2 separate regions of the Mus musculus genome follow, and region 1 is linked to region 2. Evidence: chromatin loops called from intact Hi-C (ENCODE). Cell type or tissue: gastrocnemius. All regions are shown on one strand. Links, peaks and the distances in the headings refer to the core of each region. The heading gives the core; the rest is flanking DNA.

What was found. Peaks named below come from ENCODE experiments on the same cell type or tissue, not always from the same donor. Only the 100,000 strongest peaks of a DNase experiment are listed, where the experiment ranks them.
Region 1: a loop joins it to region 2, with 2.1 times the contacts of the local background. A loop is called at or near these places in 2 of 42 quality-filtered maps.

Annotation. Positions count from the first base shown.
Region 1 is chr19:53,270,477-53,277,996 of GRCm38, forward strand. No RefSeq gene overlaps it. Among named protein-coding and RNA genes, the nearest start is that of 1700001K23Rik, 19 kb to the left of the region's middle. In gastrocnemius, for the core only: no CTCF peak of the experiment used is centred there; no DNase peak of the experiment used is centred there; H3K4me3 peaks cover 441 bases.
Region 2 is chr19:53,596,433-53,603,952 of GRCm38, forward strand. Smc3 (structural maintenance of chromosomes 3) reads left to right here and starts at 3,964. Exons shown (of 29, transcript NM_007790.3): 1 at 3,964-4,122; 2 at 5,051-5,126. The coding sequence starts at 4,108. In gastrocnemius, for the core only: a CTCF peak has its summit at 3,482 (motif pointing right); DNase peaks (open chromatin) are centred at 3,621, 3,939 and 4,416; H3K4me3 peaks cover 1,449 bases; H3K27ac peaks cover 1,857 bases.

The DNA of each region.
Region 1 (7,520 bases), core at 3,391-5,890, 320 kb before region 2:
AAAATGAATATGGAAAAAGTTTTATTTAAATAGTATCAAAAGGAGTAGAATGCTTAGGAATAAAGGCAATCGTAATATACACTTTGGACTGGGAAAATGTTAAAAGAAATTAAAGACCCAAATGAGTGGAAAGCTATCCCGTGGCTACAAAGACTCAGTATAGACACCCACAGACAGGAAGGAACTGGAAGATGGCAGCACTTACTAATAGCTTGATGTTATAACTTATGCGTTCAATGCAAAATCCCCACCTGACTTCTTTGCAGTCGGCTATAAAATGATCCTGAAATTAATGAGGAAATTTGAGGAACCCAGATTAGCCAGACAGACAAACAGAAACATAGAAAAGAAACGCAGAAGGACACACATTTCCCAAATGTAAAACTTACTAGACGGGACGGTCCTCAGCACCGTGTGAACTGACGGAAAGACAGACATACAGATCCACAGATCCACCGGATTGGGCTAGGCCGCCAGAAGTCAGCCTCACGGTTGGGGTAATTGATTCTCAACAGGGTGCCAGGGCTGTTCACTGGGGAAAGAAGAAGATCTTTCAGCAAACAGAAGATCTGGGGCAAACAGAGAGCCACGGTGCCGAAGACTGAAACTGTATCTACCTCTGCACCGGATGAAAAATTAACACAGCCGATCAAAGCTCTAAGCTAAGGAGCTACCTCAAGAAAACCCTGGAAGTGAATACGGGGATAAACTTGTTCTGCCAGGTGTAAACTTGTGCTGCTAGGTGGGCAATCCAGCACTTGGGAGGTGGAGGAGGGAGTGGTGGTAATTTGAGGCTACTCTGGACGATATAGCAGACCCTGCTTCCAAAAAGAAAAAGGAACAAAGGTTTAAGATTATAAGCATCAACAATGTGTGAGACATTATAATTAACATAGATATGATTAGAGGACGCAGGGACAGGGATATGTGTAGGTTATATGCAGATTCAACCCATTTTACATGAGAGGCTTCGGTAATATCTGAGGGTTTGGGTAAGCATCTGTAAGGTCCTGCCTGGCAGGGTTCCCCAACACCCCCCCCCCACCCCTGCATCCATGTGTGATGTCTGGCACATGGATGCAGATCTAGAACAACAGGAAGATGTGTGGCTACCAGAGCAAGCACAGCGCATGGGTAGAGAGACTGCTGATGGACGTGGGATTCCATTTGGGGTGATGGGAATGGTTTAGGACCAGGTAATGGCTGTGCAGCCTTCTGAGTGTACTAAAATCCACCGGAAGGTACGCTTATAGGAAGCAAGTTACATACAATTTGAGTAATATCTCAAACTTTGCTGTCAAAAAGTTACATATATGTCTCACATTTATTTAAGACCCTATTAAAATTTTTAATTAAAAACATTCCTTAATTACTTCTGATTTTTTGAGACAAGATTCTGTCAGGTAGCCCAGGCTGACCTGGCATTCACCATGTAGACCAGGCTGGCCTTGAATTTGCTGTAATCCTGCTACCTCTACCGAGATTATCGGTGTACACCACCACAGCCAGCCTAAGGTCCATGAAATAAATAGAGTAGAAGGCACCAAGACTTCCCACATGGCTCCTGCAGAGCTTGCCGCTTCCAATGTCCCAACCAGAGCAGCCCATTTCTGATCGTTGATGGGACTATGTGGACACACCATCACCGTCCAAAGTCTGGGGACTACATTGGGACTCATGGTTGGTGTTGTAAAGTCCTTGGGCTTTGGTAGTGGTCAGGTGTCCACCATTGGAATATCTAACACAACAGTTTCACAGCCCGAGGAATCCCCTGTGCCTCATGTACCCCTCTGCCCCCCAATCCCCAGCAACCACACTGATTCTTCTAGTGATTCCATAACCCTGCCTTTCCCAGGAGGCCGCAGGGCTGGATTCACTGGGCGGAGCCTTTTCAGACTGGCTTCTTCCATTGAGCACTATGAACGCATGTTCCCCCATGTCTTCTCATGGCCAAATAGCTTGCTTCTTTCAGAGCTGAATGCTATTCCAGTCTCTGAATACACAACCGTTTATTCTTCAGCTCATTTACCGACACTTAGTTTTCTTCCAGGTTTGTACAATGAGGACTACAGCTGCTATGAACACGGATGGGCAAGCTCCGGTGTGGACGTAAACATTCAGTTCACTTGAGAAAACACCAAGAGATGTGATTGCTGGTCTTGCGAGAAAAGAATGCTTCATTATGTTTGCAAGAAAGTGCCAAGTTGGGGGAGGGGGCCAAGTTGGTGCAGTGGTACCTACCTGTTATACCTGCCATCTCAGCAGTAGGGAAGCTGAGGCAGGAGGACCACGAGTTCAAAGCCAACTTGGACTACATAGAAAGTCTTTAAAAAAATAAATAAATAAAAGTAATAGTGCCCACAGAAGCCCTGATTCACCTCTGAGAAAGACAATGACAACTTCTCAGAGCTGCAGGGCTCGGATGCTCCAGTTTACAAAGAGGAGGGAAAGGAATTGACTTGGCTACATGAATTAGCCGAGTCCAACAGTTGCTGGGGCTGAAGATTTGCTTGCATTTAACAGGTTTTTTTTTAAAGAGCTTCATAGATTAAACCCTGCACGTATTCAACCCTACCCCCTCCCTCTACACCAACTCCTCCCATGCCCATCTAAGAGTATAACCTTTTCTTTTTTGACTGTACACACACACACACACACACACACATTACATAGAACATGCTCTGAGCCCATTTATACATCGCTCACAAGCATATGTGTCCCTTGGGGGGGGGGCATCCCTGGAGGAAACCATTTCTGTCAGCAGCCACTGATGACATCAAACAGCTGTTTGAAGACAGTCCAGCAATGTGCGCCATGCTTCCTGAGTTCTGGGCCAATGTGTGTAGCTGGTTGGGATCAAACATCAAACAAGAAAGATCTCTTCTTGAGATTCCAGCTGGACCTCGGAGGGTCACCGGACAGTGCCCTTCGAGCCCTAAGGAAGTGCGGAGCTTAGAGCGAGCAGCTCCACTTGTAAGGATTTATGTTGCATGCACACTCACACGTTCAATCGCTCAGATACATGGTTACTCACTGCAGGCTCATCTCTAGCAGAACCGCTGGAAACGGCCCGAGTCATCACTAGATGGCTGCCCACGTGTAATGACGCATCCGTGACACACACAGAGACCGCAGTAGTAAGGAAGCTTTGTGTACAAACAGGAAGTGACATCTAAGATCCATCATCTAGTGAGAAAGTAAGGTGCAGCCAGGCGTGCTGACATGGCTACTTGGGAGGCAGAGGCAGGAGAATTGTACATTTAAAGCTTGACAGCACTGTGGTCCAAATTGAAAACCAGTTCAGGCAACTTGGTGAGACCCTGACTCAAACAAAAAAAAAAAAAAAAAAAGGGTGGGGTGGAACGGAGGAGGTAACTCAGCGGTGAACCAGCCTGCCATGCAAGAGGCCCTGGGTTCAATTACTGGTCCAAAAGACTGCAGGACTCTCACGGGGACTTGATATGGGAAGTAGGAAAACAGGGTCACTGTGTGTTCCAGTTCCCCTCCCTCCCGATTACACGCGGACCTTCCTGGACTCGCAGGGGCTCGCAGGGGCAGGGATGGACAGGACGGTGGAGGAAGTGAAACAGCAGGGCCCCGACTGATAGTTGTTCTCCTACACCAGGGTTCTCCCGAGGAAGGGAGCAGGGGCTCGCCCAAATGGAAAGTGGCTCTGTGGCTAAAATGTGTACAGTCAACTCCATCAACGCAGACCTTGAACGATGGCAAGGCTGAGTACGCTGTGACGGGTCAGATACCACGTGTTGTGTCGTTGCCCACGTGTGCTTGCCCACGGAGCTGCCCTGGAGAGCAATCTGTGTGGAAGAATGATGACAGTACATGGAGTGCACTTGGAGAAACGCTGCATATTAAATGTAAGTGAGCATAAGGAAACTCAAACGTAGGCTGGACCATGAATCTGCCACTCAACGAAAGTGGGCTGGACCATGAATCTGCCCCTCAACAAAAGTGGGCTGGACCATGGATCTGTCACTCAAACAGTATGTGTTGTTGATTTGGTTTTGTGTGTGTGTGTGTTTGGTTGGTGTTTGTTTGTTTTACGGTGGATCAAACTATTAGCGAGCAGTAAAATCAATTTAGTGGGTTACAACCAGCTCTAAAACAAATGATTTGGATAGAACAGAAAGTAATGGGGTATGCAGTTTTTACCACGCACAAGTGCGCACACATGCATGCCAGGCTGTGGTAGAAACCGTGCTTCCTATGGGTACAGTATTCCAGGCCTGTAATCTCAGCACCCAGGAGGACACCTGACTTCAAGGCCAGCTTAAGCCACTGAGTGAGTTCAAAGCCAAGCTATAAAGCCTGGTTTTGTTCTTTTGGATGTTGTTGTTGTTGCTGTTTTTGTTGTTGTTGGAGTAGCTCAATCAAGCGTCTTGAAAGTGTGCGGACCTGACTTGATGCCCCAAACTGATATACAAGAAAACTAACCATGTATGCAATGTGTGCTTATAATCCCAGGGATGGCGAGATAGAGACTACACATTCACGAGTTGTGGTACCCACCAGTCATCACCCCCAAGCCCACACTGGTTCCCCTTTGCCCTGAGTAGAGTCCAGGTATCCCGTGGAGAGTATAGCCAGCCTGTGGCATGAACTCAACCCGCCTGTCCTTTCTCTATCCTAGAGAGTCAAGTTCTTTATTCCCACACTTCCCAGTTCCCCTGCAGTGACCTTCATGTCACACACACACACACACACACACACACACACACAGAGCTTCCAGCCCTAACAGTGCTTAGTCGACCTCATTCCCTGGTTTCAAATACCTCAGGTTCAGTGACATTTCTAACTATCTATCTTCTCAACTAGACTCCAGGCCCCTTGCAGCCAGCGACTGTGTCTGGTTATGTCCTATCTGGTCTTGTCTCCCTGCACAGCACACAGGTCAAAGCTCAGGCAAGGCCAGTGAGCAGATACAGAACAGGGGGGAAGTTTCAGCTGACTGAACTCTGCGAACTTCTCAGGACCAGGGGGGCCACAGCCAGCAAGCTGCTCCAAGGACTGTCTCCATGACTACTCACTGACTGGGTCCAGACCCCTGGGATTCTACCCTCACAGAGTGTCCCAAACATGAGGGATTAACCAAGCAGCCTTTTGACTTTAACCACAAACAGGGAGGTCTGTAGCCTTTGTCAGTGGGTCATGCTATGAGGAACCCTTGTGACCTTTTAAAAACAGTACTGGGCTGCCTCTCCGCTCAGAGTGAGGCCAGGAAAGCTGCTTTTGAACAGGTGACTGGCGTAAACTAAACGTTCGGAACTTAATGGCCCGGCGATAAAACGTTTACCAGCCCCACCTGCAGGATCCTGCCCTAGACTCAAACTCAGGCTCCGAGTTTAGCAAAAGGGCAAATGTTGGACTGTAGATTCCAAGACAAGGGACCGTGCGTTAACAGCAGGGTGAGTTGGAAGAGATGAACAGGCATACCTGACTGACCCGTACCTCAGCCTGTGGCAGCTGGAATCTGGAACTTAGAAGGTTCAAGCCAAGTCTTTGGTGTTGTGACATACAAAAAACAATAAACTAAACCTTGAGTGTTGTTCACCAGGACCTGGACTTTTAAAAAGGGCCTGAACAGAGCCCATATCTATTGAAATAGAGTACACACACACACACACACACACACACACACGTCTGTGTTCCTCTGTTTTGAGTCAGGATGACCACTATGAACAGCCAGATTGCAGTTTAAAACCATGGCAGCCATCGTCACTTAGCCAGCCCCCCTAAGGCTGCTATCTCAGTTATAGACCCAGCTAATAGTCATATGTACCCTATGTGGTTGTCCATAGGATTCACCCAATCAGCACATGCGAAGGACCTAGTTCATTTCTTATATTTTGACCATGACAAATATTCCTAATCGATAGCTAGTAACATCTTTAAGCATAAAAAAAAAAAAAAAAAAAGCAGATGATCTGAAACGTGCACCCACGTTCACGAGGCTGATGCAGGAGGATCCGGGGTTCAAGCCAGCCTGTTCTTCATGATGAAACAAAACAAACACCCCTCCCTCTCCCCCACAAATCTCTTAAGTGATCCAAACGGTGGTTATGAAATGACATTTTCTGCGGGTCTGAGGGACTGCATGGTGGCTTGTTACATCTAGCCTCCTTATCAAGGTCTGATGCCTCGGTCAGTGATGTCAGTCTGGTGCCGAGGGTGAGGAATTTTGCCTCTCTAAGCCTGTTAGCTCATCTGTAAAATGAGCGAAATCGTGGCGCTTACTTTAGGAAACTTACATGAGGATTAATGGAGAGCCTCCAGTGAGGGTGAGGTAGAGTTGTTGACACAGCCTCACTGGAGGTGCAGAAACTGCCACTGTCAACGGGGCACTTGAGAGGAGTCTGGGACGGAGGGGCACTTCAGAGGAGACCGGACCACAATGTCTCCACTTCTTCCCTAAAACCATGTCCTAAGCAAACCATCACCAAAGTAGCTTTTCACCGGCTTGCTTCACTAAGGCAAAGAAGGTTACAGGCAAGCAAGCGTGGGCTCCCTCCAGACTGCGGGCCCCAGGGTGTCAGAATCTCTGAAACTCCTCCGACGTGGAACCAGAAACGAAAGCACACGTGTCTGTCCTCCCCCACCCTTACGTGGCTCCTCCCAATCCTGCTCCAGGTATCTCTGGGGCATCAGGGCGGCTCCTAAGACAGCCCAGGTGCCTTGGAGCCTGTCAGAAGGTGCCAGAAAGTCTGACACAGTGTCTCAGGAAGGACCTGCCTAAAAATAGAATCTCAAAAATCTCAGGCCACCCAGGAGTTAGGAACCCTGATAGGGCATCGGGCACAGTGTCTCACTGGCTTGCTTCTCAGGCTTGCGTGCTACTAGGTAACCGCAGATACAGAGGCCCTCCCTGGAGGCTCGGCTCCTGCTCAGAAGGGAGGGCCTGGGGACCAGAAAGCTGAGGAGCATCTCAGGTAATTCTTATAGCCAGGCAAATTACAGCATCTCTAAGACTGCCCGGGAGAATGGGGCGTCACCATTGTTTCTTAAGGGAAGATGACGTTAACCGTTAAGAGTGCAGACTTTGGAGCCAGATATGGGCAGGGGCCTTGGTGCTCCCAGCTGCTGGCGCAGCCACATTCATCCAGTAACTTAATGGTTTCTCCTCTGTGATGTGGGGACAGTAATTAATTGCAGGCATCTACCTCCCAGATGGTCAGTAGGTTTAGTGATGGCAGTGTAGATAAGAGAGCCGAGTGGGGCTTGACATTGTCCTCAATAAAGGCCTAGGCCAGAATAGCTACAAGGAAGGGAGAGTTGTTCCACGTTCTTTCTCGGGTTGACTGGCATGTGCAGTCGAGAGATGTGTATATCCAATGGGCACTGACGCCTCAGAGTTTCCAGCTCTCTCTCTCTCTCTCTCTCTCTCTCTCTCTCTCTGTGTGTGTGTGTGTGTGTGTGTGTATGTGTGACGATCCTGCAGGCATCTGGAAGTAGACATGGCACCTCCCTTTTCACCACCATCCAACACACACATCACAGAAAGCTCC
Region 2 (7,520 bases), core at 2,238-4,737:
CCCCACTGCCTCATGGCATGTTGTGGCTGTCAAATAAGGAAGCACCATAAATAAATATCTTCTAAATTGTGAAGAGAGAGAGACATAGAGAGAGGAGGGGGGAGAGGGTGAGGGAGAGGGAGAGAGAAACAAACACACACACACAGAGGGAGGGAGAGAAAGACAGAGAGACACACACACCCAAAGACACACACACCCAAAGACACAGAGAGAGAGAGAGAGAGAGAGAGAGAGAGAGAGAGAGAGAGAGAGAGACATACCTGTAATCCCAGTGCCCTAGAGGCAAAAGGATCAAGTTTCAGGACACCCGGGCTTCACAGCAAGTTCCAGGCTATCTTGGCTACATAAGTAAAACAGAAGAAAACACACAAAACCAGTCATCCCCTACAAACCAAGTCCTTAGCAGAACCAGCTGCAGACAGCTCCTTACATTTGGAAGACTTCATCCTCAAGTGCTCCAGGGAGCCTTAGCTTACTGGGGAGCCCCTGAGTGAACCATGTGGAGCCAGGATCGATGCAAAAAGCAAGAGGAATTTATTGTTCCAGTGCACTGGGGTTGTCCCAGATCCAAAGGAGAGGCAGCCCCCAGGACCTGTTTAGCGAGTTTTTTTATATGGTTTCCAGGGGCAGAATAGAGCATCAGCAACTAGGCACAATATGATTGGCAGAACAGTGCACCCTTTAAACTGATTGGTCTTTAGGGAATGAGGTGACAAGGACTTCCCTTGTCTGTAGGTGGGCAAAGGGTCTGTCCTGTTGTTGAAATGTTAATTAGCCTCGCCCTTCCGGAGGGACAAGTGTCTCATGACCTTCTCAAAGTTCCTAAGCTGACCTTTTCTGTGCTATAACAATACAACTCAGTTCTCTGCTTCTTTCTTTCTCTAAGGCAGAGGGAGGCTGCACAGCCGAGCACAGCTGACCTTCAAAAGCAAGGCAAGGGCCTGAAGGTCGTTCCCAAGTTGCCCTGTGCTTCCATATGACAATATACCTTGTCCCAATCTCCACTGAGTGCCCCAGGATTGACCCCAGAGGACCTCCTTGGTTGAAGTTCCTGGCTTTTCTCTCTTTAATGTCTCATTCTCCTGGACCCCATTACTCTGCTGGCTGAGAGTGCCTTCTATATAAACTACCTGTACCCTTAGTTTTCAGCTACTATGAAGTGCTATCAATGTTATGTATAATTCTTTTTTTTTTTAATTTTATTTTTTAGGTTTTTTCGAGACAGGGTTTCTCTGTACAGCCCTGGCTGTCCTGGAACTCACTCTGTAGACCAGGCTGGCCTCAAACTCAGAAATCCACCTGTCTCTGCCTCCCAAGTGCTGGGGTTAAAGGCATGCACCAGCACTGCCTGGCATGTATAATTATCTTAAACCTTTTGATTCAAAGACCCTACAACCATCTTATCTGGTGTTGAATGCAGTCATGTGCTCTGTAGCCCTTGTGTAGCCAGCTTCCTTCTCTTAGCATTTTAAAAAAGAAATTCATTCATGTTTGTAGAATGCATCCTTTTTTATTGCTCAATGGTATTTCTTTTCTTTTTTGGGGGGGGGGTGTGGGGGGGGGGAGTGTTGAGACAGGGTTTCTCAGTAGCCCTGGCTGTCCTGGAACTCACTTTGTAGACCAGGCTGGCCTCGAACTCAGAAATCTGCCTGCCTCTGCCTCCAGAGTTCTAGGATTAAAGGCTTGCGCCACCACGCCCGGCTTCAATAGTATTTTTTTTTAGATTTATTTATTTATTTATTTATTTATTATATGTAAAGTACACTGTAGCTGTCTTCAGACGCACCAGGCACCAGAAGAGGGCATCGGATCTCATTACGGGTGGTTGTTAGCCACCATGTGGTTGCTGGGATTTGAACTTCTGACCTTCGGAAAAGCAGTCGGGTGCTCTTACCCATTGAGCCATCTCACCAGCCCCCTTCAATAGTATTTCTTTGTGGCGTCTATTTCACTTTCATTTTATATCGCTTGATACTTAGTAATCTGTGATAACTGTTAAAAGCCAGGAGAGCCAGGCACTGTGGTAAGAACTTGGCCTCTGTGCATTTTCCCTTCATAAGATTTGGTTACTTTGTGCAAAATAATTGAAGAGAGCAATAGTAACAAAATGAAATTCTTCATCTCTTAGATTTTACTATCATGGAGAGAGACAATAAATATAAACAAGGCAATAGTCTAAAATCACTTATTTGATATTGTAGAGATTTAAAAAAAAAAACCTTTTTCCCCTATTTATATGATTATACAAGCTAACTGAATAAAGTTCATAAAATGTGTAAAGGCCTAAGAAGGAAAGTAAAAATCTCATTGTAGTGGAAACCATCATAAAAGTTCTGGTGACTTCACTATTATTGAAAAATAGGGTCTCCTTCAAACCCACTAAGCAGTAGATGAATTTGAACTTTTGATCTTGCATCCACCTTCCCAGGGTTCTGGGATCACAGATGTGTGCCACTAGGCTACCCAGTGCTGGGGAAGCGTCTAAGACCTCCTGTATGACAAACTAGGGCTTTACCAACTGCACTGCAAACCCAGCCGTCATCCTGAGGAACTGAATGAAGGCTTAGAATTCTGTTTATAATATACCCCAAACCCTCACAAACTGACAGGGGTAGAGGTCCTTAACTCCCAAAATGAAATTTTAAATTAAATTTCTTTCTTTCTTTTCTTTCTCTTTTAATACTTTTTCTTTTTTTTTTTTTTTTCCCTCAAACTTTGGGTGGAATTTGGCCAGAGTTTCAGATAAAGGATTCCCAGTAGGGCACAAGATTTGCCCTTCCTCGTAGACATGTTGAGGGTGAGAACTGCCTCAGGAAGCAGGAATGGTGACCAGGACCTTATTAGGTCGTCCAGGTTTGTTTGTTTATTTCCCAGTAGGCAATTTTAGAGTTGCCCAGAACTCTACTCCCTACACTGATTGTATACATTTAGCCGGGCAGTGATGGCATAAGCCTTTAATCCCAGCACTGGGGAGGCAGAGGCAGGCAGATCCTGAGTTTGAGGCCTGCCTGGTCTACAGAGCGAATTCTAGGAAAGCCAGGGCTAAAAAAAATCCTATACATTTAGGGACTGACCCTAGTACCTACCTATTTCTTTTCTTTCTCTCTCTTACTTTCTTTTCGAGACAGGGTTTCTCTGTGTAGCCCTGGCTGTCCTGGAACTCACTTTGTAGACCAGGCTGGCCTCGAACTCAGAAATCCGCCTGCCTCTGCCTCCCGAGTGCTGGGATTAAAGGCGTGCACCACCACCCCGGCTCCTTTTTTTTTTTTTTTTTCTTTTTTCTTTTTTTTTTAATTTACCTATTTCAAGAAATTTATTTGTGGCAATTGTACAGGTCTTTCTATAAGGAGTTTAAAGTCATCCTTAGCTACAAGGTGAAATCGGGGCTTGGAAAACTAAAGACAACCTCCCTAAATCAATCCCTTCAAATGTCCTAGCGTCCTCCAGTTCTCTCAGAGCCGTCAGGAGGCTCGGAACCAGCAGGAGGCGCTCTGAGCTAATAAAGAGAATAATGGAAGCGCGGAGGTTCTGAGCTCAGAACCCCAGGCAGTCACAATGAGACCTACATTCAAGTCGGGCGCTAGGCTGACAGGCCACGTCCTTTTTAAGCGGCCCGGCGACCACGTGACCTCCGGCGCGCTCGGCGATTGGCTCCGCTCGTCTCACTCCAGGCTTTGGCGCCGAGCAGGCCCCGCCCCTCACGGGCGCGACCATAGTCCGTGCGTCCGGAGGTAGTTCCTGCCGGCCTCTGGAGCGGGGCTCCTCCGAGTCGGACTCCCAAGTGATTCTCAGCAAAACAAGAGGATAAGAAAATCCTTTTCTCAGATCAGGTCCGTCTAAGAGGGCCGCGGGAGAGGGGCCTTTCCTACGCGACAGAGTGGAACCGGCCCAGACTCCCCCTGCGATCCGCATCGCTTCCATCGTGGTTCCGCCCGACGCGCGGGCCCCGCCTCCGCGGCCGCCGCCATTTTGTTTGGCCACAGGGGGAGCGAGCGGGAGCGAGCGGAGCGCTGTGAGGAGGGGGCTGTCTTGCTCGTCTTCCGAGCCTGCGGCCGCGCTGCTGCGGTGCTGAGGCGACGCCTTCCCCCTGCCGAGGGGCGCGGAGCCATGTACATCAAGCAGGTAAGGGCCGTGAGAGGCGGCGGGGTGTCCCGGAGCGCGCCGCGGGTGGGTTAGGGCCGGCCTGGGCTTGGGGGGGCGGGGAGGAGCGGGGCCCTGACGAGCCGAGCGCCGGGCTGCAGTCGGCGCTTTCCCCCGGGGCGCGGTGCGTGGAGCCGAGCGGAGCCGAGCGGGACCGGGCGCGGCGGGCTGCAGGCGGAGGCCCGGCTTCCTCGGGCGCCGCGGGCTGCTGCGAGCTGCTGGGAGGCCGCGTCGTTCTGCAGGCAGGCATGGCGGTGCATGGACCGCCTTCGCGAGGCCCCGGGCTGGGCTGCAGGCTCTCTCCGCCTTGCCTCAGGCTTTGCCCCAGCAGGGCGGACCCTCGCAGCAGGTCGCGTCGCGCCTGCTCACTCGGTTGTTTACTTCTGTCAAAATGCTCTTCCCGCGCGCGAGCGCCGAGCCCCCGGGACACGCGCTGGGCGACGTTTTTCTATTGGACGGGTCAGGCTCGGAGCGTTGCGATCCTATCTATCCCCTTTTCACTTAATTTTTATTATCTTATTTCTTTTTCTCAATGGACTCATTGGGGCTGGCCAGTGGTTTGACTGAAGGATGCCCTCTCACTGGGCTCGCAGGCTGGCAAGCTGCGACCAGCTCGCTCGCCCGCCCGCTCGCCTGCCTGCTGTCTGGACCTTTACTGTCGTGCAGAGCTCGGGGTCGAAGCCGCTGGGTTTGGAGAGCTTCTCCCAGAGCAGCCCTGCACCAGCAAGGGTTGCAGGCCATGTCGGAAGGGGTTTAGCGAATCTTTAACTTGCTTGCTCCCGATCGCAATGGTCTCCGCCGAGTGGACCGTTTCTGTCTTGCCTTGCGTGAGAAGCAAGAGACGGAGAAGGAAAGAATGTTGCCCTAGAAGTGCTTTCTGTGTTCTCAAGGGTTGTCTCTTCTTTAATAGGTGATCATCCAGGGCTTCCGAAGTTACCGAGACCAAACAATTGTAGATCCCTTCAGCTCCAAACATAATGTCATCGGTAAGTAAGTGTTCTTGGTTTACCATGTTAGACTTAGAATTGCTACCGATAGACGTGACAGGCCAGGGGAGACGGGAGTTGTCTTTGAATGTTAATATTCCTCCATGGGATTACCTGTTTCGTGTCTGCACCGATGAATTGCTTATTTTATAAAAATAAAATTTTTGTGTAACTCAGACGGATAAATCATTTTGGAGCCCAGTGGTGTAAGTTAAGTAGTGGAATGTTTGCCTAGCGTGTGTGTGTGTGTGTGTGTGTGTGTGTGTGTGTGTGTGTGTAGGATGTTGATGATGTGTCTTCATTTCAGAACCTTTTACATGAGAGGGTGTCGCCTGTTTTGTTCTTAGTCCATCACTGTTACTTTCTTTGAAGGATGGCTTATTTGCAGATTGTGGTCTTTTTCCCTTGCCAATTTCTTTGTGAGTGTGAGTTTTTATGAGAGACGTGAACAGACACTACCTGTCTCAGAAGGCCATTGGAAAGAGTAAAGAGAAGGGATATGGAAATTTGAGATTAAAGCTCACATGATTGTTGCCATTAACAGTACTTAGTTAAGGTTTTTTTGGTGTTTAAAGTCTCCGTTTTGCTGAGGAAACCACGTGCCACTGAATTTTGAAGGATGGATGAAGTTAGTGCTAGACTTGAGAGGTTCTGGCATTGGTGGTTTGACTGTTACAGTGTCCTAGTTGCAGTTTGCTAGGCCAGCCAGATGAGGTACTCTAGACAGTGGGCTAGGTGGTCCTGGAGAATAGAGGTTGGGGTTTCTGGTACCAGCAGGAGTGAATTCTGATGGGGCCTCATCGGGACCTTATCTAGCACTGTCAGTACAGGATAGGTGAGATCTGCGAGCAGACTTAGTCGAGGGGAAAAAAATGCCAGTGTTCACAGAAGGCCTTTAGAGAACAAGGCATTATTTACATAACATATGAAAGAAAACAACGAAGGAAATCCAGGAGTGGTTACTTAGTTCCAGCTACTCAAGAGGCTAAAGTGAGAGGACTCTTGAGTTGAGGAATTGAAGATGAATGTAGTCTGTGGCAGGACGGTTGGAGGCTAGGCTCTTTCTGCTGTTGGTACATGGGCTGCCCCCTTTGTGAGAGTAGAGTAGCCTGCTGTTTGTTCTCCTTGTGCTTGAGCTACAGAGGGTGCTAACCGACTAACTCGCAGCACAAGCATCTCCATTGTACTGGGCTTTTGCTGCATTTCATTATAGGAGCTTCCTGGTGTTTGCTAGTCTGAAAATCCTAAAAATGGAGAAAAAGAAATAATAACTAGGTTTTATGATATTTCTTATACTTCTAAGCTGAAAAATGCCTTAATATTTCAGTTGTGTGGTTGTCATCTGTGGAGATAGTGATTGCTATCTAGAATCATGTCTATGAGGTCTGTTAAGTATTTTTGTTTTAGTCAGATAGCAGTAGTTCTTTCCCTTTGCTTGCAACATAGTTTCTTTTGAGAGGAAAGTAAGAATTCTTCTATGTTTTAACTAAGATAAAGCTCCTTTCTTGATGCTACTTTTCCTGCCTGGTGCTGTTCACTGTGAGACAGATGGGAAGTTGTTATTAATGGGAAGAAAGTGGGAAGTAGTTAGGCAGTGAAGTTGTCTTTTAAATATATAGTGATGGGCTGGGGAGGAAGCTCAGCAGTTAAGAGCGCTTGCAGAGGACCTAGTTTGATTCCCAGCACCCACAATGGTGGTTCATAACCATTCATAACTTGTTTGAGGGGATCCAATCAATGCTTCTGACCTCCTGGCACCAGACACACATGCATGATATGCATATACATACATGCAGGTAAGATACACATACACAGAAGATGAAATAAGTAAACCTAAAAAAAACCCAACTTGTTTAATGATTTTGAGCCTAAAATAAAAGATTTGAAAGCAAATACCTCTTGAGCTGATCTTTGCCTCTGTGATTGCCCAAATATTGTTTGCCCTGTATGTCCTTGTCTCCAGTCTTCAGATCTGACAAAGACAAACTGAAGATACATTAGAGCAAGGAAAAACTACCCTTGTGAATCTACAGTTTTTTTATCATTGTTCCCTAAAATAGTATACTATGACAGTTACTTATGTAGCATTTCTGGCAGAGAGTACAACAAAAGGATCAATTTCTTTGTCTTAGTCAGGGTTTCTATTCCTGCACAAACATCATGACTAAGAAGCAAGTTGGGGAGGAAAGGGTTTATTCAGCTTACAATTCCATACTGCTGTTCATCACCAAGGAAGTCAGGACTGGAACTCAAGCAGGTCAGGAAGCAGGAGCTGATGCAGAGGCCATGGAGGGACGTACCTTACTGGCTTGCTTCCCCTGGCTTGCTCAGCCTGCTCTTATAGTACCATGACTACCAGCCCAGAGGTGGTCCCACCCACAAGGGGCCTTTCCC